Regions from separate parts of the Mus musculus genome. Here region 1 is linked to region 2. Evidence: chromatin loops called from intact Hi-C (ENCODE). Cell type or tissue: left cerebral cortex. All regions are shown on one strand. Each heading gives the region's core, and the rest is flanking DNA. Links, peaks and the distances in the headings are about the cores only.

Region 1 (15,470 bases), core at 4,577-12,576, 94 kb after region 2:
AGTCACTACTTTACTCTAAGAACTAGTCATCCAGCAGATATGGATATGAAGGTGCCTTTGGTGATTTCAGCTCCCAGCCTTTGAATCTCCCAGCTATATCCCAGATCTTGCAGTGTAGAAGGAGGTCATGTGCACTGTGCCCTGAATCCTTGTCCCATGGGAACTGTGAGAAATAGTAGATGATGATCATTGCTTTAAGCCACCACAATGGAGGGCAGCTTGTTACCCAGCTATAGGTAAGTAAGGTACGTACTTACCAGAAGGTTTCTCGAGCAAGTCTTTCAGACACGTCTCCTTATACTGAGCCCACTTCTGAACTGTCTCCTCAAGGAGAGATCCTGTAGTAACCTGAACACAGAAAAACATGGTCACAGCCAGGCATGGTGATGCACAGCTGGAATCCCAGCATTCAAGCGGCTCGGGCAGGACCATCATGAGTTCTAGGCCAGCCTGAGCTACGTGGTGAGACTCTGTAGTCTCACTCTGCAGATTCCCCAAAGAGAAGCATCTCAGTGTGCGGAGCCCAACAGTGTGACTAAGAAAGGGTGGGTGTGATTGGAACTGGTGCCACTGAGAGGACACATGCCTGCCTGAGGCCCTGGGATGTTTTTCTTTCTGACATTGACTGTCCTGTACATAGAACCTTGGAAATACTGCTCACACTTGGGGGCTTTCCAATAATTGAGTGTGTCTACTGGCCTCACTCTGTGAACCTAGACCTTTCCTTCCATTTACAAAGAGCCTTTCTCTTTGGCTGTTCAGTGGAGGCGTCTGCTGAAGCTCACTTTGTGTGTCAGGCTTTGTGCTGAGGGGGAAAGAGGGATGCGAAGATAAGCAGTGTGTCTCTAGCCAGTAAAAGGGATTCGTGACATGTTAAAGATATGACAGATGCAGCAGAAAGGGATGAGGAACCTCTGGAAAACTGGGGTGGGGTGGGGCATCCCCTTTAACACCATTTAAATTTAACTAAGCAAACGTAACCAGCCACTATCCCAAAAATAGTGACTCCCATCTGGAACCAATGGGGGGCGCTGTTTTGACCACCAAGTAGTTAAACTCATCTGCCCTCTCCCCTTCTCTGTTCAATGCCACCTCCCTCAACACCTTGGCAATCATAGCGAGGTCTGTGAGTTTCTTGTATGATTAGCCTAGAGCATCAACACACACATGCCCACAGATCTCTCTCTGTCTCTGTCTCTCTCTCTCTGACTCTGTCTCTGTCTCTGTCTCTCTCTCTGACTCTCTCTCTGTCTCTCTGTGTGTATGTCTCTCTCTCTGTGTCTCTCTGTGTGTCTCTCTCGGTCTCCTCTCTCACATACACACTCACACACACATCACACACACACACACACACATCTCACACACATATCATACACATACATCACATACATACACTCTCACACACACACATACATATCACTCTCATATACACATCTTACATATCTCCTCTCTCTCTCTCTCTCTCTCTCTCTCTCTCTCTCTCTCTAAAAGAGCTTGTGCCCATCACTAATGGTCCATAGGTTTCCAAAATGTCTCAATTCGTGGCACCTTTAACTATCTCAGTAATTTTCCAAGGCACTCCCAGACACCCCCACCCCCCAAAAAAAACCTAAGGTCCTGTTTATTAAGTAGATACGTCCAAACAGTTTGTAAATATTTATATCTTAACAACTTTGAATCTATCGGGCATTGCACAACTTCGAAAACTTTAGGATGGGATTAGACATCCCCACCTTCACTTCCTGTTCCGTTTTGTTCTGTTTGGTACTGGCTTTCTACGGAAGAACCTGTGGACAAACCACCAAGTTTTTCACAATGTAATAGTGAATTTAAGCAGACACAATGAGATGGAGCACAGCTATGAGGCTGGCCCTTGGGAGCGGGAGGCAGGGGATTCAAATGTTCAAGTCCAACATTAGCAACACTGTAAGTTCAAGGCCGGCCTGGGCTACATGAAACCCTGTCAATTAATTAAATTCAGGTCTTGGGACATAGTTCATCCTCACACTTGCCTGACATATGCAGGGCCCTGGTTCCATCCCAGCATTACAAAAACAGAATGAGACATAGATATCTTGAGCTAAGAATTTGCATGGTGTCTGGAAAGTGCCACAATCATTATACTTTCCTCCAAAAATTAATGTATCCCATAGCACCCGCTGAATTCACAGTGGTATACCTTGCACCTTGACACACAGTCTGGAGACTATGATATTAGCCAATAAGAAGGAAGCAAGAGGATACAGTAGCCAGCACTTATCTCTTCACTTCATCTTGCAATGAGCTTTGAATTTCTGCTAATAATGATCCCTTCTGAATTGGAACCCAGGAGGCATCAAGTAAGCTTACTAAGAGATTGTTTAATAAACAACAGGCTAATTGGTGCTTAAGTGACTCATTGTCTTTTTTTAAAAAAATAGCAGATAAACTAATAGCTAATCAATAAGTTTCCCAAATCCTCAAAGCTGTGATACTCTCCCTTGCATAAAGGGCTGTTTGTGCCCTGAGGGGGCCTTACTCAGTCCAGCCTAAAGAAGAGACTGAAATCAGTCTCTGAATTAAATTTCTAGCTCTCTTGTTCTTTACCAGGACTAATGATACTGGTGAAAGTTAAAAAGCAAACAAGCAAAACAAAATAGAACAAAACACCCAGTATCTGGAGTTGATAAAGAGCTTTGCAACACAAGCAGGAAGGCCTGAACTTGCACTCCCAAGACCCATGTAAAAAGCCAGGCATGGGGTACATGCCTGCAATCCCAGAATTAGGGCGGGGCACATGCCTATAATCCCAGAGTTAGGGAGGAGGAGTCAAGAGAAGCCCCATCCTCCAGCCCAGCTAGTATGAATCAGTGAGAGCCTGGACCAGTGAGAGACCCTGTCTCAAAAAACAAGATGGAGAACAACTGGAGAGGACACCGACATTGACCTCTGGCCTGAGCATGTGCACACACACGTGCACAAACACATACACAATAAACACATACAGTAGAAAACAAACTAGAGCCAAAAACTATTGAATTTGCTCGGCCCAGAGAAGCTAGAGAAATGCAGGCAGTCTTTCCAGGTACTTAGTTTAAAGACATCAGAAAGATGGGAGCCGAGTCTAAAGCCGGTCACAGCTGAGTTGCCAGTGTAATGGGGAGAGGGGATTCGTGGACAGGTCCAGCTTGACCTTCAATCCTCTTTCCCTTGCATAGGCAGCCTGGATCTGTGACCAACCTGACTGAGAAGAGATTAAGGTGGGAGGTGGGGAAGAGAGCCTTTATTGCTTCACTTACACAAATCTATCTTTCTTTGTTAGACCATGAATACACTGCAGAAAAAAGAAAGGGAAATTCAAGTAACCAAAACCAGGGGAAAGGGGGATCACAACCTTCATCCTCAGGGAGCACCTTCCCTTCCCTTCCCTTTCCTTCCCTTCCCTTCCCTTCCCTTCCCTTCCCTTCCCTCCCCTCCCCTCCCCTCCCCTCCCCTTCCCTTCCCTCCCTTCCCTTCCCTTCCCTTCCCTTCCCTTCCCTTCCCTTCCCTTCCCTTCCCTTCCCTTCCCTTCCCTTCCCTTCTCTTCTTTTCCCTTCCCTTCCAGACCCTTCCCTTCCCTTCCAGACCCTTCCCTTCCCTTCCAGACCCTTCTCTCCGCACATGCCTCATCTTACTTCTTTTCCTGTTCTGTTTTATTCTAGACCAAAAAAGGAAGCCATATTGTTCTTCAACCTTTATTTTTCCACCTAGAAGATGCATCCATTTCAAAATGTACTTAAAATTGCTTTATGGTTGCTTTAATTCAACACCCCTTTAACTGCTACACATAAGGCAGTGAACGAATGTGGTAGAATTTAATTTGTAAATCCTCCAGCATGGAACATCTAAGTTACATCCAAATGCTGCTAATAGGATATTGTGATGAAAATCCTCCAACCTCTGGGGCTGGGGTGGGGGCATGGGGGGGATGATGGGGGCAGGGTGGGGATGGGGTGAATCACAGTTGCTAGGTCAGGGAGTACACACATTTTTAAAGGTTTTTGACAATGCACTGCCAAGCTGTTTATCCTTGTCAATGAAAACAAAATTTAAGCCACGTACCCTTTCATACACCAACCAGCAATGCCTAAAATCAGCTTCTCCTAGAGCCTATAATAGTTTGTATTTCATGCAGAATAACATACATGGGTGAGGTATGGGTGTGAGCTAGCACCATTAGCCACTTGCGTTTAGAAACTAAAGTATCTCTGAGAATTTCTCATTAAGTGAATTTTATGAAGACTTCCTGCCAGCAACACACACGCCACAGTCATTTATATCCCCAGGCAGGGAACTCATGTCTGAGTGAACTTCATGAATGTCTACGAAAAGCCCAGCAATGTATAAACATCTAAAGACTCTGAGGTTAAAGTTGGATAATCAAAGGGAGATTCATCAGATTCACAGCCACATGCTGCAGAACAGACAGTGCCAGCATCTCTGTACACAGTCCAGGCGACAAGGGGCAAGGAGACCTCTCCCCCAACTGCATTATTGATATGGAAACACTAGAGTATAAGGGCCAAGTTAGGATTTGGTTGGCATTGTCAGCCAGCCTGAAGTACTGCAGATGCTCCTGGTATTATATATAAATATTCATATGTCAACGGCTCCCAAGAGGGTTAGAGAAGACAGAAGACAGGGCCACAGCCCGCTGAGTAGACAAGGTGGCTCCCAGCTCATGAGTTTACTTGAGAAGAGGCAATCATGGAACTCTCTGGAGCTTTTTGCCCATCTCTGAAATGGGTTCAGTAGCAATGTTCTTCTCGTGCTCTGACTGGGAGCATCCTACAGGATGATGTGTGGGGAGGCATCTTACAGTGAAATGGCCAGGGCTGAAGCTGGGCATTTTGTGTGTTGTGTGCTGGACAGTTGGACACATATGGCTAGACAGTGAACCAGGTGTAACAGTTAGCTGGACATGTTGGGTTTTTATAAGGATACCCAGAGACTGCAAGCAAAGGATGGACATTCTGCCAACTCTCCCTACAGTGGAACCGCCAGTATCAGTGGAAACGGCACACTGAGGTCACCTGCTCCTTGGGGAGCAGTTCCTCAAAAGAGTCTGCCACCACAGCCATATCCCCCAACACCACCAATTGTCCCCAAGTTGACAGTGCAGCCTGAGGGAGAATTTGGACTTGGAAGGTCAGCACCAATGTTTTCGGCCTGTCTAGTCTCTGGCAGAAAGGCTGGGAACAGGGACATTTATGAGATCTGACACCTCTGCCCTCCCTAGATGCAGAAAGGCAGGATTTTTTTTAAATTCTGAAGATGCAAATGAGGACTGAGAAGTGAAGGGGAATAATGACCATTTACCGAGATGAGTGACACTAGGGTCCTTCCCCACCACAACCCCGAAGAAATGAGACCCTGGAAAGGAAAGGAGTAGGCAAACGTGTAAACTTCTTGGATAAAAAGAAAGCAAGCTACTGAAAACCCTAACACAGAGGCATCACTTAAACACAGTTACACACATGTTACTACATCCAGAAAGCTCTCCCCTATCCTACAGTAGGACACACTGATGGATGTAGAGTAGTGTTAGTTAACCTGCATGGGCTCAGTTTCCTCCTCCATAAAATGGGGTTAACAAAGAACCTCCCTTGCAGGGCTGCTGGGAGCATAGAATGAGATCCTAGAAGCAGGGATGCATGATATCAAACTTAGAGCTACGTGGCTATTGGTGTGTTCGAGCTATTTATGTGCTTTAAAGTAGATTGCAAAATATCTGTAGTGTGAATATTCACTCTTTTAACTTGTATGTTAAGGTGAGGAAGTATCGGATGTGTAGCCCCAAATGTGAGTGAGGGTGAGCTCCAGCTGATGGACTCACTATAATTTGTAGCTTATGTTGATGTGCCTTTGGATCTGGTATCTTCCAATATTAGAGACTACAGAACACTATAAGAAAGTTTTTAAGTATTTGCAACAGGAACCTTGGAAAAGAGAAAAGAAAAAAGAAAGACAGAAATGTGTGGCTCAGAAATGCTGATATGGGAAGACGCTTCTAGAAGGATATAAAAGGAAGACCAGGACACGAATAATGTGTGCTTCATCATTTCGGCTGTGTAAAATAATGCACAGAAAAGAGAATTTTTTTAAAAATCAGCCAAAATATGAACAGTGAGCAGAATGCTACTGGGGTTGTGGTTGAGCCTCATTTTCTTAATATGGTTTTATTCTTCCCAAATTGCCTACACGGGGCCTAAATTGCTTCTACACTCAGAAAACATGCACAACTGATAATATTAACAAGACGAATGAGGAATAAAAATCTGTTCTTACTTGCTTGATGGAAACCAGCAGAAGCAGGGCGAGGAAGGGCGTCCCAGGGCCCCAGAGCCGACGCATCCCGTGGGAGTGGAGAGACTCAGGCCCCTGGGCCGCAGGGATGCCCACTGGCTGCGCCCGGGGCAGGGACGCCTCTCTGCATCTACTGGGCACTGCCGGGCTTGGTTGGGGCCTCGTCCTTCTGGCGCCCTTTCACAAGTGCAGGCACATCCCTCCAACACTCCAAGATGTACTGCAGGCGGTGGCCTCCTGCATTCCTCCTTGTCCAGAGAGGAAGTGTTTGCACAAGTCCTCTTCAGGCCGCCGACTGTCTGAGTTGCTCTACAGCGATCTACCGAATCTCCAAGTTTCTCATCCCCCGCCTGCCCCTCCTAAAATCTTGGGAGATTTTTCCCAGACCTACCCCCAAGACGTCTACGCTGCCTGGGACTTCCTCAGCAAGCCCAGAAGAAAAAGCAAGACATGGTTACCATTCCGAGGATTCTATTCTTACGCACACGACCAGATTGAGATTCGGATGGCTGGAGAGGATGGGCCCCCATGCCAGGTAGGCTTCTTTTAAGCCACGATTTCTTTCTAAAGCATCAAACTTTTCTAAACGGCACCAGCTCAGGGCTATCTCAGAGCTCCGTGGTTACTACTATGCCATAGTAACAAGATGAGTTTTCCTGTCTCAGAGACAACACCTCCAGACCCCAGGTCTGCAGCAAAAGCCTGTTCAGTGCCGAGAGTTGAGTTGCGTTTACACGGTAACAAAACAACGGGTAGGAAGCACGGAGGTTGGTGCCTTTCAATTGTCCACGTGTTCTGAGTGGGCCGTTGTGTTCTGAACACAGTGATGCTCTGGCCACCTGACAGATATTTTTATGGTATTCATGGCTACTTACTAACCAACACCCCACTTCAGTTTATGGTTACAAAACCTTCCACCCTCTGCCCTAGTTCACTTGAACCCATCAGTATCCTCCAAGGTACCATTACTTCTTCATCTGAGGGCTGAGAAATAGTGGGGTTCAAAGAGGCCAGGGTGTTTGTTCAAGGCTGCACAGCAAGCAAAAAGACAAAGCCAGGCCTTCCAGCCGAGTCACGTGACCACAGCTACCTGGTTAGGAACTATTCCTGTTAGCACTAGGGGTCTCAAAGAAAGCTCATGATCTCTAGCAGGCTCTTCTCTGTCTCTAAGGCTCTGCTTGCTGCCCACCCCCCCACACACACACACACACACTCCTCCTATCCCTGGCTGGCTCCCAGCTTTCTATCCAGTCTTTCCATTGAAGAACCAAGTGGAAGGTGAGAGACAAAATGTTAGAGTAGCAGTAGGCATAAAAGGCAGTTTTCCCTTCCCCTCTTTCTCCCTCCCTCCTTTTCCCCCTTCTTTTTTTTCCTTTCACATTTAAGTCAAACCATAGATCATTTCCATTAGCTGACCAAGCCCAGTGAATTCTGAACATTCACAGGGAAGCAGGTGAGTGCCGCTAGATAAAAATCCCTAAAAACCTTAAAACCCACACGTGGCAAGAATTCAAACCTTAATGATAAAAAGATCAGTCTGGAAATGGCTCCCAGATGGGCTTTTATGGTGGTGTGATTTCTACAGTCAATATGGTCATCTCTTTGGGACCACAGAGAATGGGAGGAAGTGGAGGGAGGGAAGAAAACATGTGTGTGTGTGTGTGTGTGTGTGTGTGTGTGTGTGTGTGTGTGTGTGTGTGTTTTGAATGTGGCTGTAAAGCTATTCTGTCCATATCAGTGGGGAGCTCCCGGGTCGCATGGTGGGGGAGAAAGCACCTGTTTTGTACAAATATTCCATCTTGCTTCTTGAAATGCTTCTAAAATTTTTTTTTTTTTCCTGATTTTCTTCCCCCTGAAAGGACTTGCCTTGGTCAGCTTCACGACCTGCTACCCGTTGGACGGATGCCATCTAGTGTCAAAATGCGGTAAACCTGTTTGTGAGAGCTGTATGTGGAGTACAGAACACAGGTCCTCCAGCCTCGCCAGCAGGGAAGAACAGATGGAGAGAGACAAACACAAATGTCACTGCATGCTTACATCTGGCCACCTCCAGGACTGCTCAGCACTTAATGAGGAGCCCGTGATCGGCTGGGGCCACATAGACTCTTTCCTCTCTCTGCTCCTTCCTGGCTTCAGGGTTATTGAATTTCTTATGTAAATTTTGACTTTTCCTGGAGTCTCTAATTGCCTTTTCTTTCCCCATCCTAAAAACAGTTTAGTTTTTGGTTTATTCCTGGAGACTAAATAAACAAAAGATAAATAAAAGATGAATTTCTTGGGAGGTTTCACACTCCTTCCCGACCCTACTCTAGACTTGGCTACCAAGGGGTGGAGCTTAGCCTTCTTCTCCCTAAAGGGTCTTCGACATTGCTACTCCTGCATAGGACCCATTCAGTGAGGATGTGGGTGATGGTCCAAGGGCTTTGACTGTCCTAGATGGTGCTAATTTCCACAGCCAATTGGGCACATGTCCCTTCCCACTCTGCACAATACATAGGCTTTGAAGCAAACTGCCCGAGTCTTGCTTCTCTCGGTCTCTGGGCTAAGCAACAGACCCAGAAATTTCCCCAAGCTTCCATGTTTCTTGTATCTTCAGTCTCATAGGCGGATCCCAACTTCTAACATTTACGTGTGCAGATAAAGGTTAGTGAGAGCACACATGGGCTACCCAACTGGATGGCGGGCTACGAGAGGACACAAGAGGCATTAGGAGAGTGGAGGGAAAGTACAGAAGAGCACGTGTGTCATGAAAGTCAAAAGGGGGTGCCTGGGGGTGGGAGAGAAGAAGGGGGTAGATGGGAAAGAAGCTGGGGGTGGGAAGGCAGAAGGAGGGGGAATGGGGAAGAAGAGGAGAGAGAAACAACACAGTACATTACATTTAAAATACCATTATGAAACCTAGTTATTTGTAAGCTAATAGTTTGTTTTTTTTTTTTAGAAAGCGAGCATTTCATGCTTCTGGAACCTACCACCAAGGGATCATCTTAGTTCCAAAAGAAAGAGTAGAGTTGGTGGGGGCCGGGGAGGCAGCATCAAGACACCAAGATAGTCTTGGCCTTCACTCAAAACCAACATCCTTCTCTACAATTGTCAAAGGAAGCAACCCAGGCATCAAGGGATAAGCAGAGAACCAAGGTGTACTGTCATAAACACAGGGGAATACTATTCCTCCTTGCAAAGAGTCAAGAGTTTTTGGCATATACCAAAGCAGGATGAGGTTTGAGGACATCTGTACTATGGAAAATAAAGTGGACGCTTAAGCACAAATAATGCAGTGTTGCTTTCCTATGAGGTTTCTTGTAGAATTCCAAGACAATAAGGACAGTGGAGGCTTCCAGGGCCTGGGAGGACAGGGAGTGGAGAGTTGTTTAATGGTGACAGAGCTTTGACTTTGCAAGCTGAAAGGAGTTTTGGAGATGGAGGTGAATGTTTCCAAGCAATGTGACCATGTCTACTGCCACTGAACCATACACTGGATGGTTACAGCGGTAAATGTTATGGTATACCTCTTTTACCACTGGCTTCTAAAATGGACCAATGTCCCCTGCACATACTCATCCCAGAGTGGATGGAAAGGCCCACTCCGAACCTCTTCCTAGGAGAATAGCTCTGGCCATGGTACTTACACAGATGCTATATGCTGGAATATACACAGGTTCCCGCCAGGGGACCAGGAAGAAGCTGTGTCAGGATGCCAGATGGCAGGGCTGGGGGTGGATACCGTGATACAGTAGAGAGGAGGGGGCCCCTCGCTCACGCTGGCACTGGGAGCTTCATTCTGCCATGGACAGGGCGAGGTGGCAGCGGATGCTGACCCTCCTCCCCATCTGCCTGGCCCTTGCCTTCTCCCTCACAGCCATGGGCAGCAGCCACTGGTGCGAGGGGATCCGACGAATGACAAAACCTCTATGCCAGGATCTCCTCGGGGGCTTGAACTGCATTCACTTCAGCCGGTCCAGCAGCAGCACGGGCAGTAAGCACGATGACAGCCAGGCTGTCCAGTACATCTGGGAGACAGGGGACGACAAGTTTATCCAACGCAGGTTCCATGCGGGGCTTTGGCAGTCCTGTGAGGAAAGCCTCAACAGCACAGGTGAGTGAGTCTGTGTGTCCCTGGGCCAACAGGAGCAGGATGGCCCTGAGAAGGGGCTCCAAGTCAGACTGCTTGGATCTGAATCTTGGGTCTGCCACGGACTGTCTATGTAATCTTAAGCAAGTCCTTTACCTCTGAGTCTCAATCTTCTCATCTATAAAATGGGAGCCATGGAGGTGCTTATGGAGAATGTGCCTGACGTACTCTTTATTAAGTACAAGTGTTCACCCACTTGCCGCTTGTCTCAGTTCCTCAAGAATCAAAGGTGGCCACTATCCTCCTCTAAGCTTCATCCCTAAGATTCCTTTCTCACTCTAAAAGTTGCTGTTGTTATTGTTGTTGTTGTTGTTGTTGTTGTTACTTGGGACGGGGTCTAACTTTGTAGCCTTGGCTGGCCTGGAATGTAGATCAGGCTGATCCCAAACTCACAAAGATAAATCTGCCTTCCAATGCTGGGATTAAAGGTGTGTGCCGCCATACACTGCTTTAAGTTTTTAATGTGTGTGTTTATGTACCTTAATTTTCAAAGTGCATGAGATTGTGTGTCTGTATGTGTGTCTCTGTACGCACAGAGACCAGAAGAAGGCATCAGATCCCCAGCATCTAGAGTTGCAGGCAGTTGTGAGACCCCTGACTTGTTCTGGAAACCAAAGCTAATGCCTATACAAGAAAGAGCAGCAAACTCTCTTCAACACTGAGCCATTACCCCAGTTCCTCCAATGCTGAGTCTCTCTTGTGCTTTTAATGCCTCTTGAAACAGAGGATTCTATTTCAAACAAACAAACAAACAAAAAAAGCAAACACACACACACACACACACACACACACACACACACAGCCCTTAGCATCATTAGATCACCTCCAGATCTGTCACAATCATGGCCCATAACAAGTTGCAGCCCTTATCTCAGTCTGTCCTTGAAACAGCCCTGTATGGTAGATGTCCTTCCCTCAGCTCTGAAGCAGGAGACTGGGACACGGAGAATTTGCACAGCAAGAAGCCTTGTCTTGAGTCAGTCAGCCCCAATTCATTAACATCTTCCAGACTTTGTTGATAGATGGTGGGGGCTTATAAAGTAAAAGGTGAGGGAAGAAGAGAGAGAAGATGGGGAGGTGGTACATAGAGCAGAGTTACCTCACAAAGAATAGAAGGCAGGAGTGCCAGCCCGTGCTGTTAGACAGGCTGGCTGAGCTCTATGCTCAGGGCTAGTGAGCTCCTCTGTTTTCACAGCAAAGGCCCCAAAGTGAAAAGGGGTGGCACCCCACTTACATCCTCAGACTTACATTTCTCATTCAGATGTTTATTTTACCACCCTTGTAGCATCTGAAAAATTGTTCTTGCAGCCTAAGTAAACTGCAATAAAACTCTGAGATATAGTATGACTACCTCCAACCCCATCCAAGCAGGCTCCTGAGAGCAAACGCATGCTCTACCTTAGCCTTTGCACTAAGAGTGATTCAGACACATCACTAATGCTAGGAAAGGGACCTCTCGAATTCTCTTCACTCTAGAGTACTAGTGTATAAAATACACTCTCTTGATACCCCCAACACCTTCCACCCACCCACAGTGACATTTGGCTTCTGATCCTGCCTCTTCTAGGATCGCCAAGATAGGCCCATATTTTCTGTTTGGGAACTGTAGGCACCACATCCATAAGCGAATAATGGCTTAAGAATGTCTGTTCTTTTTCCAAATCTGTTCCCCCAGCATCTGAGGTGGCTTCATCTATGTCCACAACTGAGCATAATGGCAGGGATTGGAATCACCTTGGAAGTTTGTAAGCCTTCAGGCACCAAGCCCCAGAGGCTCTAACTCAATAGATGTAGACTAGAGTCTAGAAACCTGCTCTTTGTTTATTTGGTTGGTTGGTTGGAATTTTTGTTATTGTTTTGTTTTGCAGTTTAGCTAAGGTAATATTTACATAGAGATAAGAGTCACACATTCTGAAAGGCTTAGAGATAAAACCACCATTCTCTGTCCCTTCCTTCAGGGGAAACTTTCAATATGAAGGACAAACACAGATATCTTCATTTTAGACATTAACTATTGACTTTGTATTATAATTAATAAAACATATCACTCTGTGACAATACCCAAATAATGCCTGCCATCTTCTTGTCCAGCAATATCACTGCTGTATTTAGTAAGCCACTAATTTCGACTAGATGTTGCTCATTCTGGCAACATACAGGGTGTTCTCAGTATATTTATTGTTTGTGCAGATTTTCCTCTCCCTGGAGTTCTAATTGCTGCTTCTGTTCCCATCCTCAGAGTGTTGGCATTTCTTTTCCACTCAACTCTGTTCTCTCTAGAGTATGTATCTGTGTTTCTAATTTCCTTCCCTGGTGATTATGGCAGACATCACAGCTAAAGAAACACACCCCAGGACACAGAAAAGCCCTCCAGATAGAAGAGAGTTGGAGGTATCATGGAGTATATTCACTAATGAGCATTTCCTTGCTGGTCATGAGGCTAGGGGGACCAGGGTTTAACAGAGAGGGAGCCCTAGTGCTGAGAGCTAAAAGCCACTGGAAAATATCTACTATAAAGGTAAAACAAGGAAGGGTGTGGTGGTGGATAAGACAGAAGCTCATCCATCCATGTTAGTGGACGAAGGAGATGCTACTTAGGTCTAGAGTCTTCATAAAGCAGGTGGCCATTGTATCAAGCCACCACATGTGCCTTAGTTTTAAATGTGTCTGTGTTTGTTATGGGCATGTTGAAGGGGTCTATGTGTGTCTGCGTATATGTGGAGACCAGAGGACAACCTCAGATGCCATCCTTGAGAATGACACCTGTTTTAAGTCAGGGTCTCTCATTGGCCCTGACCTCACTAATTAAGCAAAAATGGCTGGCCAGCAATCCACCCCAGGGTTCTCCAATCTCCACTCCCCCACCATTGGGACTGCAAGCTAACACCACCATGCCCATCTTTTAACTTGGGTTCTGAGGCTCGAACTCATGCTTTATCTGGGATTTTAACAGATGGAGATCAGGAGTCAGGATGCTCCAGGCAGACAGAAATGAGTTGACCTTGTCTGAAGCGGCCAAATCAGTCTTTGCCACTAGAACACAGGGCAAGGAACAGGAGAAAGCCTCGAGCTCGAGTGGCCATTTCCTGTCACTGGGGCAGCTGCTTCCCCCTTTTATGGGGGTTGGGGGGCAGTCTAACTGGAGAGCTCGGGCACTGCACTGGCATTGGCGTGCTATTTGTGATGTCTGAGTGGGGAGGGCCTTCAGTGGCGGCTGAGTTTGAGGATAGGATCAGGAAATTAGAGAGATGCAAGTTGCTTTCCCTCTGGAAAACATGGCCTCAGCTGGACTTAAGGAAAGGGAAGAGCTGGACTTTAAGGAGGCACAAAAGCAGGAATCAGCTGGCCATCTGCATGAGGTGTGTGTCCCTTAGTCACGGCAACACGAGGCTGGTACCTGGTACAAATTGTCCCTACGACTTAAGATAAAGTCGTTAGTCAGCTTATGTGCACGTAGTGGGGATGTCCTCATCCTAAAACAGGATCTGGGGGCAACATTAAGAGACTGCGTGAAGCTCTTTTGAACTCCTTCCTCTAGCACGGCGTTCTCAGCCTTCCCAGTGCTGCAACCCTTTAATACAGTTCCTCATGTTGCGTTGACCCCAACCATAAAATGATCTTCATTGCTCATCCATAACTGTAGTTTTGCTACTGTTGTGAATCACAATGTAGATACTTTTGGAGATAGTGGTTGAGAACCACTTTAGAGGCTTTATGGGACGCCCTCTTGACATTCCCGTCAACCCAGGGAACACACACACACACACACACACACACACCACACACACACACCACTTCCACTTGGATGGTACTAGAGGGCCTTTCCTACATCAGCTGGCGCACACTCTAAATTTTCAAGAAGACTAGTGTTCTTGGCAATTCACACACAGTCTTGAGTAGAAATTAAGGATGTGTTTCTTGGTTCCTTCCCAACTTTCACACTTCTGGTCTTGAGTTCAGGCTGGGAAGGACCTTTAACAAGGACCTCACTAGATGGCTCTAAACTCACTCCACAGGCATGTTCTCTAAAGAAAATAAACAATGAGAGTTTAAGAATGGAAATTATTGCATATTATATTTTTTTCTTAGAAACTCACAGTGTCTATTAGCATGTAAAATATCTCTGCCAAGTTCCACACACTCCCCCCCCCAAAAAAATTGATTAATATGACACATCTCAATGTTTCCCAAAATTCATTAGAGGTTTCTACATTCACATTTATTTATATTATTTATATGACAATTACAGAGAGAAACTGTTTTGTAGAAGTGCATGTACACCGTTGAAGGCTGTGTAGCTAGAGCCTGATGAACTTGGGCTTCTCCTGTCACCCTATAATCTAATAGCCATTGTGAGTGCTTTCTGCCCGTTTGTCTAAAGTTCCTCTGCTCACATCGCCCATACTTCTTGGTATAAGAAAGTTAAGGTTTCTAAATGTTACCACATTGCCATTGTTTTAAGACAGAAGGAAGAAATCCTCTCAGAAAAGAATCCACCTTCCCAGAACACATTATCCTCTCCATGTTTTGCAGGATGTACCAAAAGCAAAATTTTAGTGTTCAGTTTTTACTTGATATTAGAATTAATTAATACTTAACATATTAGAGGTTAAGTAAAAGCTAGATAATAGGAGTTACCAATTCCCTGCAACTTCATGGTGGCTCACGACCATCTGTAAGATGAGATGAGATGCCTTCTTCACACAGGTGCACATGCAGACAGAGAGCTCATACATTACAGGTAATAATCATGGACTGGAGAGATGGCTCAGCGGTTAAGAGCACAGACTGCTCTTCCAGAGGTCCTGAGTTCAATTCCCAGCAACCACATGGTGGCTCACAACCATCTGTAATGGGATCCGATGCCCTCTTCTGGTGTGTCTGAAGACAGCTACAGTGTACTCATCATATATATAAAATAAATAAATAAAGTCTTTTAAAAATAATAATCATAATAAATAAAAGCTATAAACGCAAAGAGCTCACAGGAGGTGGTAACAGGCATCTATGAATTTGG
Region 2 (15,470 bases), core at 2,814-10,813:
CTGGCTTCTGAAGGGTGTGAGTGCCAGAGACAGAGCTGGCATGGCCCCACCCCCACGCCCCCGGGGGGTGGGGAGTGACATTTCCCAGCCCACAAGAGCATGCTCACCCTCATACAGTCAAGCCCATCCCTGGCACATTGGCACAGGAGCCCCTGTGAGGAGAGAGCTCCCTGAACAGCCACTCTGCTGCTGCAGATGAAGCAGCGGGTTATTTTTAAGTTCATGAGTAGCTTCCCTCCAGGGCCTCCCTCCTCCTGTCCCAGCTCTCAGCAGAGATGTTTTTCCTGCCTGAGGTGGAGGCAGAGGCCGCCAACTAGAAGCAAGAGGCTCCAGCACTAGGGAAAGACCCTACCTAGCCAAGGAAGCTTCCGTCCTCGCAGCAAATACCAATGGTGGATGCAGGCTGATTAACCAAACTCTAGGACCATTTTATGCAAGGCTCACAGGCTCACAGACCCCAGCGCTAAGGACAGCTCATGGAGAAGGGGCACACTTTACACCATCAGCACTTGGAGAAGGGGCAAGCAAATACGGCAGACTTTACACCATCAGCACTCTACAGCTCTGGCCTGGGAGTGTTGGTGACTGCAAACTACCCCAGTAGCCTCCTAATGGTGGCACGCTGATTTCTTAAGAGGAAGGGGACCCTGAGGATTGATTCGTCAGCCTTGAAGAATATGATTCCCGAGGCACAAAACCCATTTTATGTCAGCTCCAAAAGGGTTTATTGAAATTCTTCTCCATCTGAATGTTCAGTGTCGGGGGGTAAAAGCCTTTTAAGAAACAGGATTGTACGGTAGACTCTCCAGCGTCCCCAGTCTCTCAGCTCAAGCCGGTGCTAATAGCAACAGCAATCACAAGAAAGGCGCTCCATCTTTTGGAAGGCAGTTAGAGCCGGCCCCAGGTGAAAGAGGGGAGCGTAGACACAGCCCTGCTGATAAACGGAAACCTGAAGCACGCAGTAGGGGCGTGTGTGCATGGGCAGATGTGTGGGCGAGAGGATGTGTGTGCGCCCCGTGCTGTCACTAACAGGCTTTGTGATCAAGGGTGGGTTACATGGCATCCCCACAGTTCCACTTCTTCATGTGTGAAATGAAGCGTTCCAACCAGGCTTTAATCTTGCCCAACTGTGACTGTAAGAGGCGTTTGTACGCGGTCACCAAGCACGTGCACATACCTGCCCACGTACCCACTCAGGGATACACATATATGTAACCAAAACAGATGCTTCGTGACACACTACTTTTACTCTGCCTAAAATGTACCCTAATAGTTTGTTCTTCTTAAGGTGGGTCTATTATCTCAAAAAGCCTCGACCTGACCCACTAAGCTGATTTCACAACTGCAGTCATTCACTTCTTGGAAACACCCGGACCAGACAGTCATGGGAATCACTTCCAATCTGGAAATTTTCTTTTTCTCTTCAGAAGAGAAGCTCCAGTAGGCCAGACCCTCTGGTATGGGCCAGACCAACCATACATCTCCAGAAACACTTTCAGGAAAGATCACTGATACCATGCATGGAGCCAAGGTTTCAGAGCTAAGAGTGAATCTTAAAAAAGGAAAGGAAGGAAGGAAGGAAGGAAGGAAGGAAGGAAGAAAGAAAGAAAGAAAGAAAGAAAGAAAGAAAGAAAGAAAGAAAGAAAGAAAGAAAGAAAGAGAAAGAAAGAAAGAAGAAAGAAAAGAAAAGAGAAGGGAGGGAAAGGGAAAAAGGGGAAAAGGGAAAAAGGGGAAAAGGGAAAAAGGGAAAAAGGGAAAGGGAAAGGGAAAGGGAAAGGGAAAAGGAAAGGAAAGGAAAGGAAAGGAAAGGAAAGGAAAGGAAAGGAAAAGGAAAAGGAAAGAGAAACTACCAAGCCAATGTTTTTAAAGAAAAAATGTTGGTTTTAAGAAGTCCTTGATATATGGGCTGGAGAAGTAGGTCAGTGCTAAAGCACTGGGTGTCTGGCTCACCAGAAGCCGGGGGCTCTCGCCCCTGTGTTAGCACAGCTCATGTCTTGACACTGACTATCCTCTCTCTGCCCTCCTTCACAGCTCCACAGCGAGGTGGAGAAACCCCTGATGAACTTCAGAGAGAACTTCAAGAAAGACATGAAAAAGTGCGACCACCACATCGCTGACCTCCGTAAGCAGCTGGCAAGCCGCTATGCCTCAGTGGAGAAGGTGAGAGGCCAGGGTGCCCAGCCGGGGGACAGCATGGGACTTCCAGGACAGGATAGGTATCACTTTGCCTCTGTACACTGGAGTGGGGTGGGGGGGAGGGTAGTCCAAGGAACTCGCATCCATCCATGTGGCAGGCAGTAGTCGCTACTCCAGGACACTTGGATGACTCTCCCAAGGGCAAGTGGGAGCAAGGAGATGCTGCAGGTGAAGTGGGAGCTGTAATGGGCACACAGGTCAAGGCATCCCCTCTTTATGTGGACACCAAGTCAGATGTGCCACAGCCACTCACATGGCTACTGTGTCTGGGCCTCACTCTCAGGTCTTCCCTGTACTAATCTCCCCTCCCAGATGCCCAAAGAATTACCTTCTTGTGGGTGCCCAAACCATGGGAGGCAGGGATGCAGATAGTCAGACTTGGAGGGACAGGGTGGCCTGATTTAGTGCTCTATAGAACAGGAGGGGCAAACCAAACAGGTACCCAAAACATTGCTACATCTCCAACAAAGGCTGAGTGGAGAATGGTGGTGGTGGTGGTGGTGGTGGTGGTGGTGGTGGTGGTGGTGGTGGTGGAGGAGGAGGAGGCGGTGCAGGCACTGGAAGGACTCAGGCTACAAGATAAGGGAGTTGGTAGTCACAGCCTGTTGAGCCCTGCCAGTAGGAAACTCAGTTGACCTTATGGTCCCTCCCAACCCTGAAAGACAGTGGGTTTTTGTTGTTGTTTTTTGTTTTGGTTTTTTAGATTTATTTATTATATTTATTTTATCTGTATACATGTTTTTGCTCAAATCTATGTCTGCACCATCTGCTTGCCTGGTGCTCTTTGAGATTAGAAGAAGGTCACCCACTCCTCTGGAACTGGAGTTACGGATGATTCGGGGCCACCACGTTGGTGCTGGGACTCAAGCTCTGTGTCAGCCCCAAGAACCAGTGTGTCCTTAACCAGCTGAGCCATCTCTCCACCTCAGAGACAGTGGTTTTAGGGTCATAGGATAGGCATATGCTCCAGAGGCAACATGGCCTCAGGGACTGACAGGTTGCACACAGATGTGGCTAGAAGTGGGCAGACAAGGAAAATCTAGCTAGGTGCCAGCCCTCTAGCTCCTCCACCCCAGGGTGCCATCATCACCCACACAAGCAGGGGAGATGAGATCAGGTAGGTGGGTGGCTGGACCCTGAAACCCGGCTGTAGCTTTATGAACAGCTTCTCTGGGATGGGCTGTTCCCCGCTCCAGGCCCGCAAAGCCCTCACAGAGCGGCAGAAAGACCTGGAGATGAAGACCCAGCAGCTGGAGATCAAGTTGAGCAACAAGACCGAGGAGGACATCAAGAAGGCACGGAGGAAGTCCACTCAGGCCGGTGAGCCCATTGTCCTGACTACACCAGCGCTGGGGGAGGGGTAGCTTTCCGGTGGCATGGTCTTTCCCAACTTCCCCTGTGTCTCCTCCCTGTACCATGTCCAGGGACCTCAAGGGAAGAGACAGGAAGCAGGCAAGCTACTTCGAGATCACACTGAGGGCTTCCTGCTATGGCCTTTGGGTTTTCCCAAGCCCTCTCTCTGGGTCCAGAGATTGACAGATTGATTGCTCCAGGCACCAAGAGCTTAGGACCCTATCCCTGTTTGAAGAGTGTAACCCCAAGCCCACCCATCCAACTTGCTCCACCTCCCCAGGGAGTTAGTGACACTGTGGAAGTGAGCTCCTGTGGGTAGTACAGAGGCCAACATTGGTTTTACTTATTTACTTATTTTTTATTGATTATTTTATTTATTTACATTTCAAATGTTATCCCCCTTCCCAATTTAACCTCTGCAAACCCCCATCCCATCCTCTCTCTTCCCCGCTTCTATGAGGGTGCTCCTCCACCCCCCACCCACCCATTCCTGCCTCACTGCCTTAGCATTCCCCTATGCTGGGGCATAGAGCCTTTACAGGATGAAGGGCCTCCCCTCCCTCCTATTGATGCCAGAATTTCCCCACATTGCTCCCATGAGCAGATTTCTGCTGCCACCTAGTGGTAACAATCAGCTGATACACAAGGCGGAAAGAGGGGCCCTTAGATACAAGAGATAGAACAAGTTTCTCAAAGATGCGAAGTCTCCACCACACAAGGGCAGCACATCAGCCTCTGGATTTAAGACTTGTGCAGTGAGGGCTGGGAGATCTTTAGATATCCTTCCTTCCTTTTAATTTCTGATAAGCCCGCTGCAGTCTGTGTCATCCTAGAACCGAGTCCACCCCCTTAGAGCATGTGAACTGGGGTAGAAATAAGTTGACAAACATTAGCTACATAGTAATACATCCTGGGTCCAGACACATTTTCATAAATGCCTCACATGTTTATTGTAAATCGGAAGGGGACTCTAATAGGGAAGACATGTATTCAAATTAGTTCATTAAAGTACAAAACAGAGCTATACAGCAACAGTAGTCTATGGCCACTGGTTTCATCCGTGCCCAAAAGTGTGCAGTGCTATTCACTAGAAATACCCCCCCCGAGCAATTTTCTGAATTCACATAAACAAGAACATATGATATTCTATCTTCAAGCTTCTTTTTCTATTCATAAGTCTTAGAAACGCCACCCCCCCCCATCTCATTCCCTCTTAAACCGCTTTATATATCCATTCATGTGGATTGGAAGGAACGCAGGACCTTACACCTACGAGACTTCTTTCATCATTCCTTGGGTAGATTTTGGAACCTTGTGATGGTTTCAGACTGTTTGCCTGGGACCAGAGATACTGAGTTTGTTATTAGAACTGTAACTCTCTGCATATGTAAGGCCAGATGCTCATATGGAGAGAAGGAAGATGCTGGGTCAGAAGATTTGATTCATTTCGTCAGATACTTCCAAATTGCTTTCCAGAGAGGGCTCCACAGCCCACACCTGTGAATACCTCTTCCTTGAATGCCTATCAGCACTACCTGTTATCAAACTTGAAATCACTGGTGCACTGGTAAAAAAAAAATAATAATAGGTTTTGCTATTACCTTGTACTTCTCTGTAAGAGGGTTGAGCATTCTGAAAACACACTCATGACTTTTCTTTTCTGCCTCCTCTCCCCCACCGGCTGAGGAATTCCAATTCTTCCTGATTTTCTTGGTGTCTCATTCTTAGTGATTGATTCACAGCTTGGGTAAGCGTTAGGGAGATTCACCGCTGGTCATCTGAATTGCAAGTGTTTTCCTATGGTTACCATTTGTCTTTTATATTTTTGTTCTCTGAAGAAGGAAGAGAAAAAGAGGTGTGTGTGTGTGTGTGTGTGTGTGTGTGTGTGTGTGTGTATAAAAGAGAGAGACTGTGTGTGTCTGTGTGAGAGTGTGTGTGAGAGAGAGAATGTGTGTCTGTATGTATGTGTGTGTGTCTGTGTGTGTATGTGTGTATGTATGTGTGTGTATATGTGTGTATCTGTGTATGTGTGTGTATTTGTGTGTGTTTGTGTGTGTTTGTGTGTGTATGTGTATGTAGCTGTATGTGTACGTATGAGAGTGTGTCTGTGTCTCTGTGTATGTGTGTGTGTGTATGTGTGAGAGTGTGTGTGTGTGTGTGTGTGTGTATAAGAGAGAGAGACTGTGTGTGTGTGTGTGTCTGTGTGAGAGTGTGTGTGAGAGAGAGAGTGTGTGTGTCTGTCTGTATGTATGTGTGTGTGTCTGTGTGTGTATGTATGTGTGTGTATATGTGTGTATCTATGTATGTGTGTGTATGTGTGTATGTGTGTGAGAGTGTGTGTGTGTATCTGTATGTGTATGTATGAGAGTGTGTCTGTGTGTCTGTGTATGTGTGTGTGTATGTGTGTATGTGTGAGAGTGTGTGTGTGTGTGTATAAGAGAGAGAGACTGTGTGTGTGTGTGTCTGTGTGAGAGTGTGTGTGAGAGAGAGAGAGAGTGTGTGTCTGTATGTATGTGTGTGTGTCTGTGTGTGTATGTGTGTATGTATGTGTGTGTATATGTGTGTATCTGTGTATGTGTGTGTGTCTGTGTGTGTATGTGTATGTATCTGTATGTGTATGTATGAGAGTGTGTTTGTGTGTCTGTGTATGTGTGTGTGTGTGTGTGAGTGTGTGTGTGTGTGTATAAGAGAGAGAGAGACTGTGTGTCTGTGTGAGAGTGTGTGTGTGAGAGAGAGTGTGTGTGTCTGTATGTATGTGTGTGTGTCTGTGTGTGTATGTGTGTATGTATGTGTGTGTGTCTGTGTGTGTATGTGTGTATGTATGTGTGTGTATATGTGTGTATCTGTGTATGTGTGTGTATGTCTGTGTGTCTGTGTGTGTATGTGTATGTAGCTGTATGTGTATGTATGAGAGTGTGTCTGTGTCTCTGTGTATGTGTGTGTGTGTGTGTATGTGTGAGAGAGTGTGTGTGTGTGTATAAGACAGAGAGACTGTGTGTGTGTGTGTGTGAGAGAGAGTGTGTGTGAGAGAGAGTGTGTGTGTCTGTATGTATGTGTGTGTCTATGTGTGTCTGTGTGTATGTATGTGCGTGTATATGTGTGTATCTGTGTATGTGTGTGTATGTGTGTGTGTCTGTGTGTGTATGTGTATGTATCTGTATGTGTATGTATGAGAGTGTGTCTGTGTCTCTGTGTATGTGTGTGTGTGTGTATGTGTGAGAGTGTGTGTGTGTATAAGAGAGAGAGACTGTGTGTGTGTGTCTGTGTGAGAGTGTGTGTGAGAGAGAGAGAGTGTGTGTCTGTATGTATGTGTGTGTGTCTGTGTGTGTATGTGTGTATGTATGTGTGTGTATATGTGTGTATCTGTGTATGTGTGTATGTGTGTGAGAGTGTGTGTGTGTGTGTGTGTGTGTGTGTGTAATTTACCTGGTTTCTGCTGAGGGTTCTCTCTACAGTGGCCTTGTTCTCTCTGTGGTGTCAGGGTTTGGGGAGGACGTACTTGGAGAGGCCTCCATCTGGAAGGCAGTGCTGACATCCCTTCCTCCTGTTCCTTTTCTACTCCTCCCTCACCTCTCACGATGCCACTGGGAGGAAGGATGTCTGGATCCTCCAGGGCTCTGACTTCAAGTCACCATCCCCACCGTGAGGAATGTCTTGCTGTCTGTCTAGTCTCTGCCTCTGTTCCAAGCACTTTGCACACGTGACTTCACGATGACTCTTTAAAGCTACAACTGTCATACCTGTCAGAAGAAGGACAGATTAGTTGCCATGCCCAAAGTCATTGCAGCCTATAGGGTGGATCTAGGCTGGCATCCCTGGCATTCTAGCTCCTGAATCCACCCTCTCAACAGGCACTTTGTGAAAGGATCCCGTCTCTGCTTCTCAGGCTGTCCTGGAAAAAGAAACACCCTTCCCCCACACCACTTTCAGGTGCAGCAGACATTCCTGAAACATGTTCTCAAATATAGGATGGACATATAGGGTACCAGGGGCCTCACAGTGTATGTTCACAGGGCAGCATGCTGGCTTCATCCTGGAGCAGGTGAGGTGGCGGTGGCGATACGGGGATAGAGACACATCTGTGCTCTTCCCTCTGGCTAATACTGCTACAACCAAAGGAGTAGTTGTTGACCTTAGGCAGGGATGAAATGAAGAAAACACGCAGCACATCTGTCCCCCAAGGTGCAGGGGTTATGGTATGGCTGTGAGGGCAGGGAATGGGAATTCTGAGGTGGTCTGGAGTCACATAGACAAGTCTCCCCGTTTTCCCCCAATTTGCCACCATAAGGTGCATGAGTAAGACTTATGTCAAAGGAGTGACTCTGAATCTATTTAAATGACTAAATTCAATTCTGAGAATTCCTAGAATATCCTGTAGATGGATTAGACTGAGTCACTTGACTCTGTGGGTTGGTGCACAGGCTTCTCCCAACATGAGCAGAAACCATGAGGCCCCACTCTCTCCAGGGCCACACCTACACAGGGCAGCATGGTTGGATGTCAGCACCTCTCACACATTCCTCACCACAGGTCTGGGAACAGTTGTTGTCTGGTTCAGCAGGTCCGGGGCACATCCTCAAGTCCTGCAGTTGCCACCAATTCCTAGGGTCACTTGATGCCATCAATGTGCCAACTGTGTTTTATGTGGCAAGGCTCTTGGTGCCAGAATCCTTACTAATAATATCTTATAGTCATCCCATAGTTTGTTTTTGTTCTAATTTCAAAAATGTTTGAGATACACATGTCATTGCAGAAAGTAGTACCATTAGCCATGGAGCCGTGGTGGTCGGTCGGGTGTTCAGACTGATGCTGTAAACAGAATGCTGCGTGAACACTTCCCTCTGTTTCAGCCTGACTCAGTTTCCCCAGGCTCCCACTTGTCTGCCCCTGCTCTAGTGCTTGGATTTCTACCAGTGTACTGCACAGTGAATGAGCCGTGACCACCAGGCTGTTGGGTTGGAATTCAGAATGCTCTCCCATTTCTATCCCTATCACTGGGGTACGTGTGTGTGTGTGTGTGTGTGTGTGTGTGTGTGTGTGTGTACACGGTGGGTAGTCTACCTGGGTCTTGCATATACAAGGCAGGCATTCTTACCACTTAGCTACATCCCTAAGTTACCCAGGCTGGCCTTGAACTTACAGTCCTGATGCCTCAGGCTCCTGAAGCACTGAGATTGCAGATGTACAGTATGGCACCCAGAGTCATGTGTAGTTTCTTGATGAGAAACCCCCTGCCTGCATTCTTGGAGCCATTGGTGGAGTTCAGATAGACGCGCTGAGGCTTGTCCCCTGTGGCTTGCCTCTTTCATCTACTTCCTTCTATTCTTCCCCACCCCCCTTCACACCCTGACTTTGCATTGACCATTGAAAGGAACAGCCATACCCATGGGCACAGACAGAAAAGGGCAGCCAAAGTGGAGGCAGGGTGGCATGTGACGGGGCATGATGGTGGCCGTTGGCTTTTCCCAGGAGATGACCTCATGCGCTGTGTGGACCTCTACAACCAGGCCCAGTCCAAGTGGTTTGAAGAGATGGTGACGACCACACTGGTATGTGATCAGAGATGCGTGTGCATGTGGTAAAGAGGCTAAGACACAGGCAGCCCTGGGCAGGGGACAGTGGTCATGGAAGGATGGGGGTGGGGTAACAACACAGATGGTCATTAGAGCCTTCCCAGCACTGGGGTCCAGCCCTCAATCTGTACCTGACCGTAAATTCGGGTCCCTGTGCTAGCTTGCCTTACTCTGTGAACTCTGCAAGAACCAGGTCTTACTCTGTTCTCCTTTGTCTGAGCCCTGAGAGAGGTCAGGGTCCACCAGGGAATTCCTCATCACAGAACCATGGCCCTGCTGGGATAAACAAAGAAGCAGTGGAAAGCTGACAGTCTGTTCCCAACACACACACACACACACACACACACACACACACACACCCTCGGGTCCTTGATAAAGGGGTCCTTATGAGACACCTGAATGGGGCAGCTGGGGACCTGAAGAGAGCCTGTAATGGAAGACCATGGTGGCAGAGCCTGCACATCATCCTGTGAATTCCTTATTAAGGATCTGTCATCTCTGCTTGTTGGCCAGAAAGTACCTGAGCAGGAGAGTAGGTACTTGGACCAGGTGGGAGAAGGGGACAGCATCAAGCCCAGTGTCCAAGGCAACCCCTACCTGTCCCTGCTAACTAGCTACCTTCTCCAGGTCCTAGCCCACCTAGGAAGATTAGCAGCCTCCTTCAGGGCCAGTGTCCTGGTTTTTCTCTCCTCTGTTAATCTTCTAATTAAGCCCCCTTCTTCACCTCATTTTCAGGTTAATCACCTGGCAGTGACCTAGTTACCCACAGAATAACAGCTTAATCCTCTAAAGTCACGGAACCACCTAGGAACCAAAGACAAGCCCTCTCCACTATTCCCCTTAACAGTGGCTACCACGTCCCCAGTCTGCTTTGCTCCCTGCCCAGTCTTCATTGCCCGCTCAGCACTAGGCCATGTGGAGAAGCCAGAGTGCTTGAGAGGCTGAGAGCTGCAGCACAGATTGCGTTATTCCATCACAGATGCAGCTTAAACGCAGCTCTTCCTATGGCTCCATGACACTTTGGGCCAATGGGGACAATCGTAGAACCTCTTTCTGAGTCCTAGTGGGGATAATCAGATACTCTGCTTGTGGGGAGTTCCACACTGATATGGCAGGGCCACGCCCATGACCTTCATCTTCACCCTAGAGACTGGCTCCTCCTTCATCAGAGTCTAGAGAGTCAGATGGGCTGGGGATCCACAGCCAGGGCCTTGTGAATAGGATACACAGCAGTCCAACACCTGCTTGGGGAGGTCCAACTGTTAGGGATATGCTCAGGGGACTCTGGTCTTTTCTTCCTCGGCAGGAACTGGAGCGGCTGGAGGTGGAGAGGGTGGAAATGATCCGACAACATCTGTGCCAGTACACACAGCTGCGGCACGAGACGGACATGTTCAACCAAAGCGTGAGTTCCCTACCTTTGCACTAAGGCTAGCCCGACAGCCTTGGAGTGATTATCCCAGGGCCCATAATATCCTAGAGCAGGTTCTCCTGGGGGCTACATCCAAGCACAGGGGGAAGAAAGGCTGCACTGGCTTGGTTTGGTTTTAGACTGGATCTAGCTAGGCCTTGAACATGTGATCTTCCTGCCTGTTTCCCCAATACTTGGGATCACAGTTTACATTTCATCCTGCTCTGCAATGGTTAAAACAACTAAGTACATACATTTGTCTCCCACGTGAATCTGCTTTAGAAAACAAACTAAATACACACCTGCTAAAGTGAGGGTGGGTGCCCAAGGGCAGTTCTATTTGCCCATGGAAGACAGATGGAGGAAGGGGTCATCTGTAGGACAGCCCGCCCTCTTCTCCAGGCCAGGGATCTACAGACTAGCTCTGCCTCTCAGCATTCTACACACTCTCATTCTCACCCCACCTCCATGGAGCCCTGGAACCTTCTAGAAAGGGTGATCTGAGGTGGCTCTCCAACTGCAGCAGCATGGGACACAGGAGACATTCCAGCTCAGCCGCCACCTCTGACCATGACCCTCCCTCTGTGCCCCCTTGCAGACAGTCGAGCCTGTGGACCAACTGCTGCGAAAAGTGGACCCAGCCAAAGACAGAGAGCTATGGGTCAGAGAGCACAAAACAGGCAACATCCGCCCAGTGGACATGGAGATCTAGAAGTGACTGTATGGTCCGGGGGGTTCCTGCTGAGGAGAGGGGCTGAGGGTCCCATGGAGAAGGGGCTGTATCTGCCCTATTACCTGCTAACCTATACACTGAGAAGGAAGAAAGGAGCCAGTGATTCCAGGAGGAGGAGGGCCCGGCCAGGGACTCCCCAGTATTTCCAGGCCATAATGGTGGACCCACAGCCCTGACTTCACCTAGAAGACTGAAGCCTCCCCCTCCAACTCCCATGCTGTGCGTGTCCCTCTGAGAACCAACTGAGGCTAGAACCCTAGGGTCCCTGCTGAGTTCCACAGGGGTGGCCATCACACACCTGTATCCCTGGTATCTAAGGCCTGTCCTCTAGTGCGATTGTCATCTCCAGGACTATGAAAGAGGGAGGGTGGCGGTGTCTCTGTCTGCAAACAGTGTCAGGATCAGAATCAAGGACAGGAGGCAAAGTGAAGTTCACACCCAGCACCCACAACCTTTATCAGTCCTCCCGACTCCCCACCCTTTTGCATTCTGGGAGCCCACATCTATTTTTTACACCCCCCCCCACAAGAGGGGTGGAGTTTCTTCCCAACCCAAATCTGGAGAGGTCAGAATGGAACTACCTCAGTTGGCACAAACAGATCATGGCTCCTATCAGTCTCAGATTCCAGATCTAGCATTCCAGATCTGAATTTCAGATTCAGATCAGGCATTGGCTGTAAAGTCTACCACGAAGTCCCAATCTACCCTTCCCTCAACCTCTTTCTCAAGGAGGAAACTCCCCACCTCACCCTGACAACCCTTGATGTTTCCCAAAGTCTTTAGACAGCTGTGTGCATGTTCAAAGACTTCAGGGGTGGAGTCTCACAAAGTCTTGTTTGACACATGCCCCCCCCCCCGCCCCTCAACACTGTCGCACCCTTGACCAGCACTCCTCTGTGCTGACTTCAGGCCCTGTGTGACAACAGTAAGAGCTGGGTTTTGTTATTCTCTAGAATGGCTCCAGCTGTGGGTGTGCACAATGAGGGAGGAACTGCTTTCCCCCTTACTGTCATTGGTCAGTGGAGCAGATTCTCATGGCTGTAGGTAGTTGCTACACAGGAAGCGAAGGAACTTTGGGGAGTCACAAGGTGAGTGGGTAGGGGGGTGAAGAATTCTAGCTGGAAACTTGTACGGGGGTGAGGGGGGACATTTTTTCTCATCTTTCCCACAGATGACTCTGTATTTGACCTGTCTATCTTCTCCAAGGGCAAAAATCCTCTAAATGCCACTCACATCTTTCAGTCTCACAATGCACATCACGGATAGCTTACTAATCTTGGACCTTCTGGCAGCCCATCCACAGAACCATCTCTCATGGTTGTTAGCAAGATGCCTAACACACTCAAGCAAACTAAGCACTGTCACTTTCCTTTCTGAACCATCTCAGCCAAAAAGGCCACCATGAGGACATCTCACCAACCTGTGCTCAGCATGAACTGTGACATCAGCCTTTGATAGTAGGACATTATTTCTTGATTTCCTTATTAAAAGAAAAAAATGGGTGCTAGTGGTAATTTGCTTTGTGGCTTAGCAACCTAGTTTGTGAGTGATGGTCAAGCTCCAAGTCTTGTCATACACAGGGGGTTGGGTATCACAGTGTAGCTCATGACTTTGTTCCCTCACCCCACCCCCAATCCAAAAGGTTCAGAGTCCCCCGAGATGACACTTCCTCCAGCATAACCCCAGTTGGCTGACGTGAGCCTATTCCATCTGAGGCCATTCTCTCTTTGGTTCCTTTCTAATCTATCCACACATGCCTTTCCCTTCTTTGATCCCCTCCCTTCCATTGTTCATTCATGAAGAGTTTTGTTAGAGACAAGCAATCTGTAATCCCTCACCTGAAGACCGCAGACTGCAGCTCTGTCATGCGAGGAAGCGCTCAAGTGTCCTGTGCGAACCCCTCGCCTCTTCCTGAGATAGACTTGGCTCTCCCTCTTGGATACTCTGCCCATTGAGTTCTCGGTGGTACCAGCTACATGCCAGTTCCTGAGCATCCTTTATGTGCATTTGCATTCTCAGTGGTCCTGCCTGTATGCTGGTTCACATCCATCTTTTCATCTGCACACTCTTTTTCTCGGCGAATGCTTGGAACTGGGTGCTGAGTGCTGGAACTAGCCTTGTGTCTATGAGGGCACCCTTCAGCTCACTCCACCCCCCAGGTAGACAGGTGCATTTTGACCCTTCTGGACAGAAGAAACAATGTGTTTTCCACCCCACCCAATGGGATTGTTGAAGTATTAACTGTGCTAAGAGATCTTGACACAGCAGTAAGATTCCAGTCTCCTTATTACCAAACTCTCAACTCATACGCAGCTTCAATTTCCGAAATGGCTTCAAATAGGGAGGGTAAGAACATGGAGGAGGGGGGTGCCAGGAAATGATACCCAGAACTATGATCGTGATAGAGTCGAGTGTCCAACTACCTTCACAGCACCCAGTGATCAAGGTGATGACGGTTGAGAACCTGAAAGTGCATACTGAGTTGAGTGTTCAGGCTGCTGTCCTTGGTCTCTCTGCAGTTCTGGGGACCCAACCAAGAGTCACGTGTCTAGGCCAGTGCTTTACCACTTAGCTATACCCAGTCCTGTGTTACCTTGCTTTTGTGAACACGTCACTGCATAGGTTCTGAGAGGACCTGGCTGGGTTTATTTAAGAGTGGGAGAGCATCCATTGTCCAAACTGAGAGCAGCAACAGCCCTCTCTTCCTGCCCCCACCTAGGAGTGCCAATACACTTAAGCTTTGTCTGCAAAACCCTGATTTTTTTTTTAAATCTAAAATGAATGACTTTCAAAAATGGGTTGGTTACCATGGCAACCTCCAGGAAGAGATACTCGTTACCCTTCATTATTTTCTAGCACTTTTGAACAGTCCCACAGTGCACAGGCCATTTGAAGGATGTAGATGGCAGCCCTGGGCTGTCTCTGCTATGGGGTGACCTTTCTACCTCCACACAAGACCCTGTTGACTCAGGAGGATCTCCGCAATGGTTGATTAATAGCTGAAGCAAAGTATCCAAATTTGTGACAAGGGTTTGTGTGTATCCCCTCCGTGAAATCCAGCCAATTATCAGGGTAGAAGATGGGTGCATGAGAATCTTGGCTCAGCCAAAGCCCCTTCATGGAAATACAAGCCATAAAATTCAAAAGGTGTCAAAAGACCTTGGCTTGTTTGGGGGTTTGTTCCCATCCATGAGTAGAGTTGACAAGAAGAATTTAAACGGGAGTCTGAAGACCTGCTGTTACTAGAAAGTTAAGAAAGGCGCTTTACAGATATAAAGAAAGGGAACATGACAGCTGCCTGATGGCTTAGCCTGGAGACCTCCTCATTGCCAAAGTTGTTCCCATGCCACAAAGCATCTCTCCACCCCCTTTTCAAGGAATGCAGTTCTACAAACTGATCTCCTTAACCACAACCAAGATAGGCATGTCACCATGTCAATTCCCCTTTTCTTAGCAACCAGTTCAATGTTCTGCCCCTTCAATCTTACCTTTTCCTACAATGCCATGTAAGTGGGGTCAGCCATGATGTCATGTGTGTCAGTAGAGGGTCTCCTCTCCCTGCTGAGTAGTATTCTATCATATGGATGGGCCTCGGGATTTTCTTAGTTTTAAAACGAGTTGGTTTTTTTTTTTTTTTTTTTTTTTTTTTTTTTTTTTTTTTTTGCCCTGGAACTCATAGCCCCAAATCTCCAGTTTGTTTGTATAACTGCTTCCAACCCACTGCTTCTTATGTTGCTGGGGCTCCTTCCACGGACCCCAGCTGTGCCCTCAAGTTGGTGATTCTAGTTTGGGCTCAATGAAGGAAGCAGGAAGGGGCAGCAACTGAATGTCACTCTCCACTGCTGCAGCAGTAAATCTCTCAGTAAAAGAAGACCCTCTCCCTCAGGGGACTGTCACCTCAGTCCTCGGTAGTTCTGTAATTTATTGAACATTGGCCCTTGGGTATAGCTTGACCCTTCCCAGAATCTGTTTTGCCATCTGCCATTTGAGGGTGCTTGTTCTAAACAGCCTTTGAGGGTTTTACCCCCTGTGTCTCTTCCCTCCCCATTGCCTATTTGCACCCTATGCATGTGGTCATATGTAAGCTGGATCATCTCCACAGCTGTGACCAGAAATCCTCACGAAGGGCACATTTCTAGGTAGACCCAAATGGAACTAAATCATGTCACAAGCTGAGAGAATTACTGAGTTCCTCTCAGGACCC

What was found. Peaks named below come from ENCODE experiments on the same cell type or tissue, not always from the same donor. Only the 100,000 strongest peaks of a DNase experiment are listed, where the experiment ranks them.
Region 1: a loop joins it to region 2, with 1.9 times the contacts of the local background. A loop is called at or near these places in 2 of 42 quality-filtered maps.

The regions. Positions count from the first base shown.
Region 1 is chr11:67,764,501-67,779,970 of GRCm38, forward strand. Glp2r (glucagon-like peptide 2 receptor) reads right to left here and starts at 6,653. Exons shown (of 13, transcript NM_175681.3): 1 at 6,307-6,653; 2 at 258-348. The coding sequence starts at 6,372. It overlaps Gsg1l2 (GSG1-like 2), which reads left to right and starts at 10,108. Exons shown (of 5, transcript NM_001347057.1): 1 at 10,108-10,417. The coding sequence starts at 10,108. In left cerebral cortex, for the core only: a CTCF peak has its summit at 8,231 (motif pointing left); DNase peaks (open chromatin) are centred at 8,242 and 10,048.
Region 2 is chr11:67,672,207-67,687,676 of GRCm38, forward strand. Gas7 (growth arrest specific 7) reads left to right here. Exons shown (of 14, transcript NM_001109657.3): 10 at 2,032-2,160; 11 at 3,393-3,516; 12 at 9,019-9,098; 13 at 10,429-10,527; 14 at 11,132-15,470. The coding sequence ends at 11,245. It also overlaps a transcript of Glp2r not described here. Among named protein-coding and RNA genes, the nearest start is that of Rcvrn, 15 kb to the right of the region's middle. In left cerebral cortex, for the core only: a CTCF peak has its summit at 4,183 (motif pointing left); DNase peaks (open chromatin) are centred at 4,168, 7,229, 7,365 and 7,924; H3K27ac peaks cover 3,383 bases.